Linked DNA regions of Homo sapiens: region 1 is linked to region 2. Evidence: read pairs that join two places in POLR2A ChIA-PET (ENCODE). Cell type or tissue: PC-9. All regions are shown on one strand. Each heading gives the region's core, and the rest is flanking DNA. Links, peaks and the distances in the headings are about the cores only.

Region 1 (4,391 bases), core at 247-4,246, 54 kb before region 2:
CACACCTGTAATGGAATGCCATCTGTTAATCCTGAATGAGTTCGAGCCATCATTCCCAAAACCCTTGCAACCTGGGCAGCTGTGACCTCCCGAACACCAAACTGCACGATTATATTGCGACATTCTTCAATACTGAAACAGAAATATAACTTCAGAAAAATGCTACCAGCCTCAACACCGAGATTGAGAAATTCTGGCATTAAATGAACCTTGTTTGAAAGCCTTAGTTTTACTAAATAAAACAGGCAGAGCAGTAAGTGTTATTTCTTGTTACATTTATACAGCTAGGAATGTAAAAACCATCTACTTCAGTAAGAAAATGGCAAAAGTCATTATTCTAAGTAACTCGGGAATGGAAAACCAAATATTGTATGTTCTCACTTGTTAGATGGGAGATAAGCTATGAGGATGCAAAGGCATAAGAATGATACAATGCAGTGGGCTCCCAAACCCCCTGCCATGGACTGTTATCAGTCTGTGGCCTGTTAGAAATCATCCACACAGCAGGAGGTGAGCAAGTATTTCCGCTTGGGCTCCACTTCCTGTGGAGTACAAGAGTACTGGAGTACAATGGCACAATCTTGGCTCACTGCAACCTCTGCCTCAGCCTCCCAAATAGCTGGGATTACAAGCATGCACCACCACGCATGGCTAATTTTTGTATTTTTAGTGGAGATGGGGTTTCACCACATTGGCCAGGCTGATCTCAAACTCCTGGCCTCAAGTGATCCACCCACCTCAGCCTCCCAAAGTGCTGGGATTACAGGCATGAGCCACAATGCCCAGCCTGAAAATTTTTTTAAAACAGGCAAACAATTTTAAAAAATCAGTGTAAGAGCCGGGTGTGGTGGCTCACGCCTGTAATCCCAGCACTTTGGGAGTCTGAGGCGGGTGGATCACGAGGTCAGGAGATCAAGACCATCCTGGCTAACACAGTGAAACCCCATCTCTACTAAAAATACAAAGAATTATCTAGGCATGGTGGCGCTCACCTGTAGTCCCAGCTGCTCAGGAGGCTGAGGCAGGAAAATCACTTGAACCTGGGAGGTGGAGGTTGCAGTGAGCTAAGATTGTGCCACTGCACTCCAGCCTGGGCAACAGAGCAACACTCCGTCTCAAAAAAAAAAAAAAAATTCAGTGGAAGAAAATAAGACTCATGAGTAATGCTCTCTTTCACAATAACAAAATTATCTTCAATCTTCTTTAAGATTTTAACATCCAAAGTGAGTTTTATTATTCTGATATGTACACAGCCTTGAAAATCCATCCTAACTTTTTTTTGTTAGTCTCGCTTTTTTTTGACGAAGTCTCGCTTTGTTGCCCAGGCTAGAGTGCAGTGGCACGATCTTGGCTCACTGCAATCTCCACCTCCTGGGTTCAAGTGATTCTCCTGCCTCAGCCTCCTGAGTAGCTGGGATTATAGGCACGTGCCACCACACCTAGCTAATTTTTGTATTTTTAGTATAGACAGGGTCTTCACCATGTTGGTCAGGCTGGTCTTGAACTCCTGACATCAGGTGATCCGCCCACCTCGGCCTCCCAAAGTGCTGGGATTACAGGTATGAGCCACCGTGCCCAGCCTGCATCCTAACTTTTCACTATGCATCTTATTCAGTTTGATTAACAAAAATTATATGCCAGGCACAAGTACAACACTCACAAATGCACTATTTCAAACCTCAGTGAGAATGTGATTTGTCTGAGAGTTTTTAAAACATAAGGATTTTTAAGTCAAAGCAAAGCACATTAATCCCCTTAATAATTTGCTTTTAGAAAAATATTAATAATCCAGTGTATCACAGTCTTAAGTGCTACTAACAGTGTGAAACAATATCCTTTGGTGCCCTAAGCAAGTGAGAAAAATACGCAAGAGGCAGAAAAGGAAGGAAGCCACAGAAGAAGGCAGAATGAAGAAATTAGAGGGGTGGGGGTCAGAGAGGAGAAAATTAGTCACATTAAGTGTAAAGCGATACAAGTTCCATAAACACTAACTTGCTTCAATGCTCTCTCTTCCTTCCAAAAGCCAAAATATGCCTATTGTGGCAACTAGCCTGGAAACCTCTGGCTCCTAATTTTGAGAAACTGGTGAGGGGAAGGAGATAAACATTTAACACCCAGGATGTTTACAGCTGTCACACACACTAGTTCGTGGAAGATTAAAATTTAGAAGCATGCCTCTTGAGAAGAAAAGATGATTAACTTTAAGGAATTTTAGAGACTTTTTTTAAAGAATTACATCATGTTTGGCACAAGAATAATCAGAAGCTTAACACATTTTACTACCAACCTTGCACAAAAGCCATAGCCTACTTCTTGCATGAAATCAGCCAAAGAGCTCTCCATCATGGTTTTAGCTACCCCTCCGGAATCAGGCAGGATCCTGTCCATTAGAATGTCCCGTTTTTCAGGGTATAAAAGTGGTGCGAGCACCACGGGACAGCGTTCTTGGGGAAAATCTGAGAGAGGAAAAAGGTTACAACTGCTATACTAATTAAAAACAAACAATCCTCTTTTGCTCTATCCAAAATCCCCTCAAACCCAATTCTCTCACAAGTTCATATTCAAAGCCAAGCTTATTTCATTTTTCCAGCCTACTAGCCGAAGTTACGACTTTAACATCAATTCCAAAATTTGAATACTTTTATATCACAAAAAATGCTCATCAGTGTACCTTTAACATTTGACACTGGCATTCCATCTACTGACCAATTCGTACCCTAAATATTACTTTAAATTTGCACAATAGGGCTATCACTTCCCATACAAAGAAAGCATCAAAAACAAACAATTAGAATATCAGTCTATTTATTTCACTGGCAAGTGGAAAGTTTCCCATTAGTGAGAATGTTAATGTACATTAAAATTAAACTCTATAAACATTAAGAAGTAAATAAAAGTAACCATGAGAATGGATGTTAATCCACTATCAGATTTGTTGTGAAAAGAATTCTTATCTTTCTCAAACATGAAAGCTCAGAGGCAACAAAATAACTAGGATTTATCTTAACTTTACAATGCCGATATCCAAGGAGGTGAAGTGAGCACATCAAAAGTGACCGATTTTTTAAGCTAAAAATAGCATGTAAGGCTAGGTATGGTGTCATGCTCGCCTGATCTTCCCAAAGTGCTGGGATTATTGGCCTGAGCCACTGTGCCCAGCTGATGTTGTCTCTTTTTTAAAAAGAGAAAGAGGCGGAGGGGAGGGGAGGCGAGGGGAGGGGGAGGGGGGAGAGGTGTGGGGGTGGGGGAGGGGGAGGGGAGGGGAAGGGGAGGAGAGGGAGAGGGGAAGGGGAGGGGAGGGGGAGGGAGGGGGAGGGGAGGGCAGGGGGAGGGGGAGGGAGGGCAGGGGAGGGAGGGGAGGGGAGGGCAGGGAGGAGGGGAGGGGAGGGCAGGGAGGAGGGGAGGGTGAGGGGAGGGGAGGGGGGAATGCTTTTGTGATGTGTCTGTGGTCATCCAAGAAAACCACCCACTGTAGGCTACAAAGACTCCCTTACCTCTGCGCAGCGTCTTAAGAAAAGCGTCTATCTGTTCTTGTCCAACTCCAAAGGCTCCCTTCTGCCCAAAGAGGAGATGGGAGAGGAGGAGGTGTAGGACCTCTATTGCTATATCTTGGAAGCCACCTTCTTGATTTCCACTGACGTCTGCGTCAATGTAAGAACGCAGAAGATCTGGAAGCTTCTGTTTGATAAACTGGGCAGCTAGAAGTCAGGTAAACCAAAAACCGCAAGTTACTTTTGCACCACAATGGGTTAAAAAGTCATATACCATCAAAATGCAGATAATCACCCTTCTCATTCACCAGTTCACCCATCTCTCTAATGCTTTCTCTAGCTGACAGGTATAAAGAAACCAATGGCCAGGGACTGGCAGTGGGGAGGGGAAAATAGAGAGTTGTTGATGGGCATAGTTCTGTTTGGCAAAATAAAGTTCCAGAGAGATGTTACACAACCTGAATACAATTATCCCTATGGAACTGTACACTTAAAGTGGTTATGAGGGTAACATTTATATTACATGTTTTTTACCACAGATAAAGAGAAATTAATTTCAGATTATCTTACTCTCTAAGTCTAAATCACAGAGCCTCATGATTAAAAACCCACGTATTTTAAAGTCTCACTTCGTGATATTTTTGGAAAAAGTAACTCACCGAAACCTCTAAGATCTGAGCTGGAAGAATTCAACAGGGCAAGGCCAAAAATTACCTGAAACAAGAAGGATTAGATTAACCAAAGAGTCAAATGGCTGTTTTTAATTCTAGTTTTGTCTACATCTCTTTTCATAAATCACTCACCTCTTGTACTTTGCTTAATTTGAGCACTTTACTCAGCTGGGCAAATAAGTGGGGTGCAGGCTTTAAACTCTGAAACAAACCAAATTTTAGTTTAAAA
Region 2 (4,391 bases), core at 321-4,320:
TGTGAGGAGCTGAAAGACCAGGAAGGCTGGAACCCAGAGAGGTAGCCAGAAGCCCATCTAGGGCTGCTGTGTCAGCCCTTTATCCTAAGAGCTCTGGGAAGCCTTTGAAGGGTTGGGTGGAGCAGCTGACAGGCTTATATTTGCATTTTTTTTTAAGGTCACACTGGCTGTGATGTGGAAGAAGGGCTGGGAAACTAACCAGGAAACTACTGTAAGAGTCCAGGGGAGATAGTGCGGTGGGAATGGGGAGAACTGGGACCACAAGAGATGTGGGAAGTGAAATTGTCGGGCTTTGGTAATTGATAGTGTGAAAGATAAGAGAAAAGAAATGAAGGGGCTGGGCACAGTGGCTCATGCCTGTAATCCCAGCACTTTGGGAGGCTGAGGTGGGCAGATCACCTGAGGTCAGGAGTTCGAGACCAGCCTGGCCAACATGAAGAAACCCCGTCTCTACTAAAAATACAAAAAATTAGCCAGGTGTGGTGGTGGGCACCTGTAATCCCAGATACTTGGGAGGCTGAGGAAGTAGAATCACTTGAACCAGGGAGGCAGAGGTTGCGGTGAGCCGAGACTGCAGGACTGCACTCCAGCCTGGGCAACAGAACAAGACTCTGACTCAAAATAAATAAATAAATAAATAAATAAATAAATAAATAAATAAATAAAGAGATGAGGTCTCACTATGTTGACCAGGCTGGTCTCGAACTCCTGGCCTCACGCGATCCTCCCAACTTGGCCTCTCAAAGTGTTAGGATTACAGGTGTGAGCCACCATGCCCTGATATTAATAGTTTAATTTGAAAGCAAGGATGATAATTGTCCTTCCTTAAAACTAACCCCCTCTAGGCTGTGCATGGTGGCTCACACCTGTAATCCCAGCACTTCAGGAGGCTGAGGTGGGTGGATCACCTGAGGTCAGAAAGTTGAGACCAGCCTGGCCAACATGGTGAAACCTTGTCTCTACTAAAAATACAAAAATGAGCCGGGCATAGTGGTGCCTGCCTGTAACCCCAGCTACTTGGGAGGCAGGGGTTGCAGTGAGCAGAGATCACGCCACTGCACTCCAACCTGGTTGACAGAGTGAAACTCCATCTCAAAAAAAAAAAAAAGAAAGAAATTTTTTAAATAAAAAATTAGCCATATGTGGTGGTGCACTCCTATAGTCCCAGCTACTTGGGAGGCTGAGGTGGGAAGATGGTTTGAGGCCGTGAGCTGTGATTATGCCATTGCACTTCAGCCTAGATGACAGAGCAGAACTTTGTCTCAAAAAAACATAAAAAAAACACAAAAAGCAAAAAAGGACTAATGAAAGGCCACAAGATTAGGAGTATGGGAAGGGCCAGAATTCTGCTAAATGTCAGCATAGTTTCTATAATCCCTTATGCTCAGCAGTCATGTGGCCAGAGGCCACAGGATTTGTGACTTCCTCTTGCTCCTATAGATAACATCACTTGTAAAATTTAAGATTTGTCTTTTGAGATTTTTTTTTTTTTTGAGATGGAGTCTCCCTCTGTCGCCCAGGCTAGAGTGCAGTGGCGCGATCTCGGCTCACTGCAACCTCCACCTCCCGGGTTCAAGAGATTCTCCTGCCTCAGCCTCCTGAGTAGCTGGGATTATAAGAGTGTAACAGCGTGCCACCATGCCTGGCTAATTTTTGTATTTTTAGTAGAGACAGGGTTTCTCCATGTTGGTCAGGCTGTTCTCAAACTCCTGACCTCGTGATCCGCCCGCCTCATTCCAAAGTGCTGGGTTACAGGCGTGAGCCTGTAACTGATTTTTTTTTTTTCCAGATTTTCTGGCAACTGGCTGATCCTGCCCCAACCTGTGACTCATGCCTCAACCAGTCCTGTGGCCCCATCTGGAGGCCGACTCTGTGCAGGAGGACCATTTTCCACACCTCTATGATACCATCTCCAACCCATTCCCTGCCCCCTGCCCACCAACTTGTTCATAAAAAGCCTAGCCTCGGACTTCTCAGAGACACTGATTTGAGTAATAACTCCAACTACTGCATGGCCAGCCTTGAGTTAATAAAACTCTCTCCTGCAATATCACAGTCTCAGTGAACTGATTTTGTCTGTGCAACAGGCAGGAAGAACCCACGATGAGGCAATTACACCTTTGTTCATGCCCTTCCCATATAGAGTAAGTGTTTCTTCCTCTCTAGGTCTCAGAATCTTTCTGTAAAACAGAAGAATTGGCTAGGATGATCTCTAAGTCCTTTCCACTTGGAACTGTTCTGAGTCACAGTAGCCCCTGGTCCACACTGTACTCCAAATGAGGTTTCTCAGGGACAGTAACCCAGGAAAGGTGAGGTGGAAAGAGGAGAGGCAGCCAGGCCCTTCTGCATGCCTTCCTCTCTGCCTCCATTGCCATCCAATATTCCTAAGAGGTAGGGCCCAGGGTGTACCTGCCCTGGATAGGGGATGCTGGGGAAGTGCTGCCTGTCCCTCATTTTCACCACCTGAGCATCTCACCCCACCTTGATCCCTTTCGGGTTCAAGACTGTGCTGTCCCCAGTCCAAGACTGCCTCAGCACAGAAAGCACCCAGCAGAACACTGGCCCTGAGGATGCTTCCAGGGAGGCCAGAATGAGGTACGTTGAGTACTGCAGTCTGAGCTCAGGAGTCAGACTTCTAATTAGCTGGGCATAGTAGTGTATGCCTGTAGTCCCAGCAACTCGGGAGGCTGGGGCAGGAGGATCCCTTGAGCCCACGAGTTTTGAGGCTGCAGTGAGCTATGATGGCACCACTGCACTCCAACCTGGGCAACAGAGTGAGACCCTGCCTCTTAAAAAAAAAAAAAAAAAAAAAGAGGCTGGGTGCAGTGTGCAGTGGGTCATGTCTGTAATCCCAGCACCCAGCACTTTGGGAGGCTGCGGCAGGAAGATTACTTGAGCTCAGGAATTCCAGACCAGCCTGGGCAACATAGCGAGACCCCAGCTTAAAAAAAAATTCAAAATAAATTAATAAATAATAAAGGAGTCAGCCTCCTGAGGTTCATATTCCAGCTCTACCCTAGGTAACCATGCACTAGGACACTGCCTCTCTGAGCTTCAGGTCCTTCATCTGTGAAATGGGATGACAGCGGTACATAGGGTAGAGGATCTTCATGAGGGTTAAATGAGATAAAGTATGTAAAATACTCAATGTCTAGTGTAAAGGAAGATTTTGTTGTTGTTGTTGTTTTGAGACAAAGTCTCGCTCTGGCCCCCAGTCTGGGGTGCAGTGGCGTGATCTCAGGTCACTGCAACCTCCACCTCCCGGGTTCAAGTGATTCTCCCGTCTCAGTCTCACGAGTAGCTGGGATTACAGGTATGCGCCACCACGCCTGACTAATTTTTGTATTTTTGGTAGAGAAGGGGTTTCACCATGTTGGCCAGGCTGGTTTCAAATTCCTGACCTCAGATGATCTGCTGGTCTTGGCCTCTCAAAGTGTTGAGATTACAGGTGTGAGCCACCGTGCCTGGCCCGTAGAGGAAGTTTATGTATTGAGTCATTCATTCAACAAAAAGGTGTTAAGTGCCTCCTATGTGCCAAGTATTGGGAATTACAGCAACAAAACTGAGTTCATTGATCTTGCATTTAAACAAGGCGGTGGAGGGGGGAGGTGGAATAAACAAGAATAAATAAATAATGCCAGGCAGTAAAATTGCTACAAAAACATGATGCAGGAGAATAGGTGCTGGAGTAACAGAAAGAAGTGAGAGGGCAGGGGAGGTAGGCAGCAGACCCCTCTGATAGAGGAGTTCAGCAGAGACCTAAAGGAAGTGAGAAAAGAAGCCATGTAGATATCTGGTGGCAGGGGGTTTCAAGCAGGGGACCAGAAAGTGCCAAGGCCCCGAGGTTGAGGTTTGGCAAGACTGCAGGTGAGGCTGAAGCAGGACAGTGATAGCAATGAGGAGGAGAGGGGTGGAATATGTAGTCAGAGAGGAGCTAGAACATGTGGGGCCCTGTAGGCCATGAGAACATAGGCTTCTATGGCTCCTCAACATGGTGAAACCCCATCTCTACCAAAAATACAAAAATTAGCCCGGTGTGGTGGTGCATACCTGTAATCCCAGCTACTTGGGAGGCTGAGATAGGAGAATCACTTGAACCCAGGAGGCAGAGGTTGCAGTGAGCCAAGATCGTGCCACTGCACTCCAGCCTGGGAGACACAGTGAGACTATGTCTCAGAAAAAAAAAATAGAAATAAAGAAATAAATAAAGGCTGCTGCAAGAGGAAAAGACTATAGGAGAACAAGGGTGGAATCAGGAATCTCCAAATTAGAGGTAGATTGTAATGGTCCAGGCGAGAGATGATGGTGGACTGGACTAGCTGCAAAGGTAGAGAGAAGCATTATCTATAATAATTATCGCAGCCTTCACCATCCCACATCCCACCTCACCA

The links. Peaks named below come from ENCODE experiments on the same cell type or tissue, not always from the same donor. Only the 100,000 strongest peaks of a DNase experiment are listed, where the experiment ranks them.
Region 1: POLR2A ChIA-PET joins it to region 2 with 5 read pairs; 12 of 35 experiments call an interaction of 5 or more read pairs at or near these places.

What each region holds. Positions count from the first base shown.
Region 1 is chr16:58,583,051-58,587,441 of GRCh38, forward strand. It overlaps CNOT1 (CCR4-NOT transcription complex subunit 1), which reads right to left. Exons shown (of 49, transcript NM_016284.5): 5 at 4,295-4,363; 6 at 4,151-4,205; 7 at 3,495-3,698; 8 at 2,288-2,456; 9 at 6-132. Among named protein-coding and RNA genes, the nearest start is that of SNORA50A, 25 kb to the left of the region's middle. In PC-9, for the core only: no CTCF peak of the experiment used is centred there; no DNase peak of the experiment used is centred there.
Region 2 is chr16:58,636,577-58,640,967 of GRCh38, forward strand. No RefSeq gene overlaps it. Among named protein-coding and RNA genes, the nearest start is that of CNOT1, 8.9 kb to the left of the region's middle. RefSeq lists an enhancer at 1,771-1,830. In PC-9, for the core only: a CTCF peak has its summit at 1,882 (motif pointing left); DNase peaks (open chromatin) are centred at 1,825 and 3,465; H3K27ac peaks cover 899 bases.